Regions from separate parts of the Homo sapiens genome. Here all the other regions are linked to region 1. A link is a loop called in an ENCODE intact Hi-C map of the cell type or tissue named here. Cell type or tissue: PC-3. All regions are shown on one strand. Region 1 overlaps SNORC (secondary ossification center associated regulator of chondrocyte maturation). Region 2 has its middle 6.5 kb from the start of INPP5D. Region 3 overlaps NGEF (neuronal guanine nucleotide exchange factor).

The links. Peaks named below come from ENCODE experiments on the same cell type or tissue, not always from the same donor. Only the 100,000 strongest peaks of a DNase experiment are listed, where the experiment ranks them.
Region 2: it touches region 1 in a loop (2.6-fold over the local background); 7 of 110 quality-filtered maps call a loop at or near these places.
Region 3: it touches region 1 in a loop (6-fold over the local background); 2 of 110 quality-filtered maps call a loop at or near these places.

Annotation. Positions count from the first base shown.
Region 1 is chr2:232,874,247-232,876,746 of GRCh38, reverse strand. SNORC (secondary ossification center associated regulator of chondrocyte maturation) reads right to left here. Exons shown (of 3, transcript NM_001394206.1): 2 at 625-807; 3 at 1-500. The coding sequence ends at 391. Among named protein-coding and RNA genes, the nearest start is that of SNORC, 5.2 kb to the right of the region's middle. RefSeq lists a silencer at 189-258. In PC-3, CTCF peaks have their summits at 372 and 1,003; a DNase peak (open chromatin) is centred at 196; H3K4me3 peaks cover 1,442 bases; H3K27ac peaks cover 78 bases.
Region 2 is chr2:233,052,612-233,055,111 of GRCh38, reverse strand. No RefSeq gene overlaps it. Among named protein-coding and RNA genes, the nearest start is that of INPP5D, 6.5 kb to the left of the region's middle. RefSeq lists a silencer at 905-1,064. In PC-3, CTCF peaks have their summits at 765 and 965 (motif pointing right); no DNase peak of the experiment used is centred here; H3K27ac peaks cover 1,152 bases.
Region 3 is chr2:232,925,558-232,928,057 of GRCh38, reverse strand. NGEF (neuronal guanine nucleotide exchange factor) reads left to right here. Exons shown (of 15, transcript NM_019850.3): 4 at 872-1,014. Among named protein-coding and RNA genes, the nearest start is that of SNORC, 57 kb to the right of the region's middle. In PC-3, no CTCF peak of the experiment used is centred here; no DNase peak of the experiment used is centred here; H3K4me3 peaks cover 2,500 bases; H3K27ac peaks cover 1,284 bases.

The sequences.
Region 1 (2,500 bases):
ACCCGCTCCGATGCCCTGGCGGCCCCGGCGCACGCGCACCGGGCACGCACATGCGGCGCGCTCCTGAGGCACTCCAGCCGTGGTGCACGGGGACGCCGAGCCGCGCGGCCCTGCGCGCGCTCAGGTGCACGCCACACGCAGGCGGGCTCGGACATGCTGTGCGCTCACGCACGCCCCGGCGCCCCTGCGGGGAATTCGGGCGCGCCTCCGGACCCGCGCGCGTGCACGGCACCCACCCTCGGCCCCGCGCGCACCCCCGCCCTGAGCGCTCGCCTGCGCGCGCTCACGCTCTGGCACACCTGCATGCGCGGACACGCACGCGCGGACATACAGGCGCGTGAGGAGTGCAGCCGAGTCGCGCCGCGGCCGGGCGCGGCCCCTTTATTCGCTTCAGGAGGCAGAAAACTTTCTCAGCGCGACGACCACGAGCGCCAGCACCACGCAGGTGGCCAGCAGGGCGGCGATCACGATGGCCGCGATAGCGCCGGGCCCCAGCGACCCTGCGGAGGACGGAGGACCATGTCACCTGCTAGCCCCCGCCTGGCCGGCCCTTCTCCCCGCGCCCCCCGCCCCCCGCCCCTCCTAATTTCTCCCTCTCCCCTCCCTCCCCCGCCCCGCCCGTACCGCCGCCCTGGTCCAGCCGCTCCTGCGCGGTGCTGTCCTCGGGTCCTGGCGCGACGGTGGGGGCTGGGGGACCGGTGTCCACGGGCTCCCGGCCGGGGCTGGTGCTCTCCACGGGGCCTTCTCCCGACGGCAGCTCGGCCGGCTCGTTCCACAGCGTGGGCACGGGCTCCTGTGGAACATCGTCTGCAAAGCCAAGGAGAGGTGCTGGGGCCCCAGGTGACGGGGCCGACAGGGACGTCACCCCCCACCTCTAGGTTAAGCAAGTTGCCGGTAGCGCTGTGTGAGGGGTCTGGGCTCAGCGCTGCACTAGCCCTCACATTTCCCAGGCTAAGAAGCTGAAGCCAGTGCGTTGCTGCCTCCCATTGGGCAGGGCCGGTGGGTGGGCAGGAGGAGTGTCTGTTCAGTGTAAGGGAGGTGCCCCCCACAAAGCCCTTCTCTGCTTATAGGGTTGGGAGTTGGCAGGATTTGGGGTACCCAGGGACCAGAGAGCAGAAAGGAGACATTCTCAGTCCCACAGAAAGCACAGGCTGAGACGCCTGCATGATAACCCCCGCCCTGTATCCTCACCAGCCAGCCCACCCCAGTTGTCCTCCCCTGACCACCACTCCAACCCTGGGCCATCCATCCCCGGCAACCAGACAGGATGCCCCAGAAACGCTGGAAAGCTCAACATGGGGATGGTAGGTCGGCTCTTGGCCTCTCCAGCCCAGCCAGACCATCTGACATCACAGTGTTAGCAGGGCAGGCCTGCCCATGTCCTAATCTCTCTCTCTCTCTTTTTGAAACAGAGTCTTGCTCTGTGCCCAGGCTGGAGTGAAGTGGTACAATCTCGGCTCACTGCAGCCTCCGCCTCCCGGGTTCAAGCAAGCGATTCTCCTGCCTCAGCCTGCGGAGTAGCTGGGACTACAGGCACCTGCCACTACACCCAGCTAATTTTTGTATTTTTAGTTGAGACGGGGTTTGCCATGTTGGCCAGGCTGATTTTGAACTCCTGACCTCAGGTGATACACCCGTGTCGGCCTCCCAAAGTGCTGCGATTACAGGTGTGAGCCACTGCGGCCGGCCCCATGCTCTAATCTCAACTGGGATAGAGACTGTGATCCAGGGACACTCGACCCTCAAGCCGGTTCCCTGGATGAGCTTGGGGATGTCCCAACACCTCATCTCTTTGACTCCAGCTACTCTGTGGTGTGGGAACTGCTTTTATCCCCATTTCAGAGACAAGAAAGCCAAGGCTTGGGGATAAGGTGCCGTGGTGGTGAGCACAGGTGGGCTGAAGGCCTTGGACAGTTGCAGGAGCGGTTGTGCTGCCCAGAAACAGTGCAGGGAGGCTGCCGTTCTGTGAACAGACCCTGCCGGCCAGCCGGCGACCCTAGGGCACCTTTTGTCCCTGCGGGTTCCATCCCTGAGCGCTGGGGCAAGAGTCAAGCCAGACACTTGCCCTCCTCATAGGTTCACCAGCACCCAGAGAGGCGGATGCTCGAGAAGACACAGAGGTCCTTCCAGGGTTTTCTGGCCAGTTGTGTCCATCTAGGGCAAACCACGCAGAAACATCAGCCAACCCAGACTCAGGGTCAGTCTTAAAGTAAATGGGCCTTCCCAAATGTCAAAGTTAGGAAAAACAAAGAAAGGCCGAAAGGTTCCAGATCAGAGACTAAGGAGACAGCTCAATGTTCCTGGACGGGGAGGGACAGGCCTGTGATCGGAGACTCAGGTCCGTTGGTGAAGTTTGAACAGGGTGTGGCTTAGGACTGCCTCAGTGCTCACTTCCTGGTTTTGATAGCTGACTCTGGTGTGTTAAGAGAATGTCCTTGTTCTTAGGAAGAATTTAGGGGCAAAGGAACATGACTTCTGCAACTTACTCTCAAATGATTTC
Region 2 (2,500 bases), 180 kb before region 1:
TCTCAAATCAAAGGCCAAGGTCGCTTACTGAGATGGTGGAAGAGGAAGTCAAGTCCCAGCCCCTGACTAGGATGAAGGGAGACCGTCCCACTGGAGACGTCTGGCAGAGCTGGAGCACTCCCAAACTAGCAGATTATGATCCCTTATTGTCTGCCAGAAAAGAATTTCTTCCCTCCCAGCTCTCTCTCTCCCCACCCAGCCTTCTCTCTCTCTCTCTCTCTCTCTCTCTCTCTCTCTCTCTCTCTCTCTCTCTTCTCTCTCTCTCTCTGTCCATCCCTCTCTCTCCACAGTTGTTTTTGGAGCTCTGTCAAGATACCAGGCTCCACCAGCCTGCCTTTCCTTTTCCAGTTCCATTTCTGCTACCGGCATCTTGACGTTTCCAGATCCACCCAGGCCCCTGCAGGCACAAATTTCATTCAGATTTGCAGAGCTAGTGGCCACAGTCCTCTGAATTCCTGACAGATTTTGCCAGAGACCATCCATCTATGTGGCCCCACGGCTTCCTGGGGCTTGGTGCATCCCCAACAATGGGAAGGCAACATCTCAAATCATGGCACCCTCCACCCCTTCCCTGTTCTGCTCCTCTGATAAGCTCCATTTTAGTGCTGCAAATCAGACTCTGAATTAGACACACAGGAACAAGGCTGGGATCCAAATCTCAGCTTTACCATGACTATGTAGCATCTCTGGATTGGTTTGCATCTCTGTAAAGGGATAGTGACACCCTGTTGAAGAATGTCTGTGAAATTATGTAATGTGTCTGGCACCAGGTAGGTCCTCACGATGAGGCGGGTCTCCCAGGCGGCCCCCTGACCAGCTCCTGAAGGGCAGAGCTTCGGTGGGCTCCTGGGGGCTCCAGCGGGCAGCTGGCATCAGTGACCTTCGCCACCGGTTTAACCCAATTCTAGAAGAGAACTCTTTACCTGCGACTACAAAGAACCTGAACGGGTCCGGGTCTGCGCCTTGTGACTCCCGGCCACCAGGTGGCGCTGCACTCTGGCCTCCCCCTGGGACCAGAGCCGGGAACATCGCTGACAGGCACAGGGGCGATCCCCAAGGAGTCCAAGGGCCCATGGAGTCCATAATTGTGCTAAAGGACATCTGTGAATACCGAAGGCCTGGCAGCGAGCATCTCCTGTTTCACTGAAGATGCCGGAAAATCAAATGAGCTTGAAAGAAAACAAGGAGAATTAGGATTGACTTTGGGAAGAATTGGGTAAGAGGAAACCATGTCCAAAAAGCCAACATATGTCTCTTGTCAAGATTCTTAAGGACAGAGGGAAATATTCGTAATACAACGTTTAGTGAAAAAACAAATCAAGGCCGGGTGCAGTGTCTCACACCTGTAATCCCAGGACTTTGGGAGGCCAAGGTGAACAGATCTCCAGAAGTCAGGAGTTCAAGAACAGCCTGGCCAACCTAGCAAAACCCTACTAAAAATCCAAAAATTAGCCAGGTATGGTGACAGGCACCCGAAGTCCCAGCTACTTGGGAGGCTGAGGAAGGAGACTCGCTTGAATCCAGGTGGCGGAGGTTGCAGCGAGCTGAGATCGCACCACTGCACTCCAGCCTGTGCGACAGAGTGAGACTCCATCTCAAAACAAACAAACAAATCAAGAAACCAAATGGGAATACATTACGATTCCAACTATGGAAAAAGCTCTATCCTGGAAAGACACTGGAGGTGAACAGGGTTGAGTTAGGCGGCATATCCACGAGCAATTTTTTTTCTTCCATCTACTTTTCCAGCTTTCCTTTACTGCCCACATAAAAAAATTAAATAAAAAGAGAACTCCAGATCAAGGTAGTGTGTGTAAAATCCTGCTGGAAGCATTTTGTTTTGTGTGGATGGCTGGTTGTATCCTGGGAGACTCTTCCCCCATCATTCCTCTCAGGATTCCTAAGAAAGAGACCAACTTTTCTCTCCTTAACCTTTTTTTTTTTTTACATTGAAAAGTAACATGTGCACATAGTAACATGTTATTTAACATGCTCAAAAGGGTTTACAATAAAAAGTAAGTTTTCCTGCCAGCCCAGACCCCAGATCCATTTCTCCAGGGCCAGTGTCTTGTGCAGTCTTTCAGTGTTTTCTATGCATATACAACCCGATTTTTGCAGGGCCCCCTTTTTTAAATACTCTATTATGTGTCTTTCATTTTTCACTTCAGATTTCTGGACATTTCGTGGAGCTAGTTTATATCTACCACATTCTTTTAAACATACCTACTATTCTATATCATAACATGGTGCATTTTACCAGTTTCCTCTCCCTGGACACATAGATTCCAGGGTTTTTTTGGTTTTGTTTTTGTTTTTGAGATGGGGTCTGGCTCAGCTGCCCAGGCTGGAGTGCAGTGGTGAGATCTTGGCTCACTGTAACCTCCGCCTCCCAGGCTCAAGCGATTCTCGTACCTCAGCCTCCTGAGTAGCTGGGACTACAGGCATGTGCCACCATGCCCAGCTATTTTTTGTATTTTTAGTAGAGATGGGGTTTCATCAT
Region 3 (2,500 bases), 51 kb before region 1:
CCCAGGGCCCCGGCGTGGCCCCCGACCCGGCCCCCGCACCCGCCCCGCCGCCGACCCTATGGAGCTGCTGGCCGCTGCCTTCAGCGCCGCCTGCGCCGTGGACCACGACAGTTCCACCTCGGAAAGCGACGCGCGCGACTCGGCGGCGGGACACCTGCCCGGCAGGTGAGGACGGGCGCCTGTCCCGGCCCCGGCGCGCCGCCCCCGCGTGCCTCTTTCCCAGCTTGCGCCCGGGGTCCCGGGCACCCCCTGCGCGGCCTATCCCCACTCCTCCTCCGCGGGCCCCCGCCGCCCCTACTCCCACCCCCGGGCCCCGTCGGGCCCGCACCCCATCGGGTGGGTGTTGAGCCCCGGCCCGGGCCCCTGGGACCCCGGTCCCTGCCCGGAGTCTCCTCCAGCGCCCTCGTCCTGGGCGCCCTGGTCGTGCGCGTCCCGCTCGGCATCCCCTTTCCGCGCCGTGTGGCCTGGGGACGGGAGGATCGGAGTCCGAAAGGGGCCGGGGGTCGAGTGACGGCGAGGGGCGCCGAGTGGCTTCCTGGCCGCGGGACCCGTCGGGCTGTCGGAGCGGCGCCGGAGAGTGGGCACGGTGCGCCAAGTTTCCACCGCCTGCCCGGGAGCTCCAAAACCATGGAGGTTTGGGCGGGCTGGTGTGGAAATGCATCACCCGGTCGCGCCCTGGTGCGGTGACAGAAAGGGCTTTTGGGGCCCGCCCGGCCGGGAGGGGCGGCGCTGGCTGCGGCCGCTGCCCCTGGACGGTCCCGGGTAAGGTCCGGCTGGCTAGCAGCCGCCTGTGCGCACGCCCCTCGCTAGCCAGCCGAGGTGAATCCTTGCTTAAAAATAACCAGCCCCTGTCCTCCTCCCTCTCTGGCAGTGAGTCGTCCTCCACCCCGGGAAATGGGGCCACGCCCGAGGAGTGGCCGGCCCTGGCCGACAGCCCCACCACGCTCACCGAGGCCCTGCGGATGATCCACCCCATTCCCGCCGACTCCTGGAGAAACCTCATTGAACAAATAGGTGGGTGTCTCCGCAGTAACCGGGTTTTATTTGGGAAACGCGGGTCCCTGGAGGACTCTGAGGGTCCTCCTGCTCATGGGATGCCGTTGTGTTTCATACGAAGGACTGCGTCTGACATGGGTAAGGAAAGCTTTTGACATGTTTGGCTCTAAATGGTTCCGCAGGCAAAACTGCTGCATTTTAATAGCGCTGCACAAGTGGGCTTTAGCAAACATTTCTGTCCTGCTCTCTGCGGAGAGGTCTATTTGCCCAGCTCTTGTCTGGTGGGAGGGCTCTCTGACCCCTTATCACTTCTGCCAGAAAGAAGGGATGAAGCAGCGCGGCTGAGCTGTGCAGCGGGGAGGACTCCACTATCCCCCATCAAGGAAGACCTGGAAGCCAAACCGGCTGTTGGGAGCAGAGTTGGGCTAGAGGAGGAGGCGTGTGAAGGGGGGTTCTGGGAAAAGCCTGGTGCGATTCAAGAAGAGGAGGCGGTGGCCAACTTTGCACAGGGAAAGGAAAGGCGAAGTAGGGAGGAAGCAAGAGCCCCAGAGGCCCTTGGCTTAGGAAGGGAAGCCTCTCCAGGAATATGGCCTGGAAGGGAAGCCGAGGCTCAGCCTGTGTGGTCCAACTGCTACACAGCTGCACCTGAAGCACTGTGAATAGGGAAAATGGATTCAAATAGTGACCCAAGAACTTCAGTACTTGCATTAAAAAAAAAAAAAATCGCTAGTGACATCAAGCTAGTTCTCATGTCGTCAGGAGAGGCACCCGTGAATGAATGATATAGGTTCCCTTACTCTGAAAATGGTTCCAGAAGTCTTTTCGTTCTTCATTGTTGTCAGAGCAGCCGACAGTCTATCTGTTAAATAAAAATTCTAGGTTTGGAAAATTTCTTCCCTAGATATATAATTATTGTCCTCCAGTCCCAAATGCTTGGACAGACAGGACGTGTCTCCAGTGGGGAAGTGGAGCTTCCATCGCCACCGGAGACCCCGTGCTTGGGAGACCTTTCCCGGGCAGCCCACTCTTCCCTGGCAGGGATCTTTCTAAACTGAGCCCGGAGAGGAGCTGAGCCCTTGTGAAGCTGAGGGGGTGGAGCGCACACTGCATGCTGTTAAGCCGCGCTGACTCCGGAATTTTGTTCCCAGTGGGCCCCCTCCACGTGTCAGGCTGGGTGGTGGTGGTGGTGGTGGCTTTTCCCTTTGTTTGCTGAGGGAATGGAGAGGGGCTGATCTGAAACTGATGCCACATAGAAAATCCTTATTTTAAAACAAAGGCCCCTGACAACCGCTTTCTTCCAGCTCTGCCACGCTGCCACATCTGACTTAGCATATGCTGGAGACTTTGACCTCCACCCTCTTGAAAGGGCTCCTCTTTGGCTAAGATCAGTGTCACTACCAGGAAAGACATCCAGGTTGGGGAGGAGATCGTGCCTCCCTTCTGCACTGTGGGTGTGTGGAGCTGTCTTTCTTGGAGACGGCTGAACCTGCTGGGCTGGTGGCAG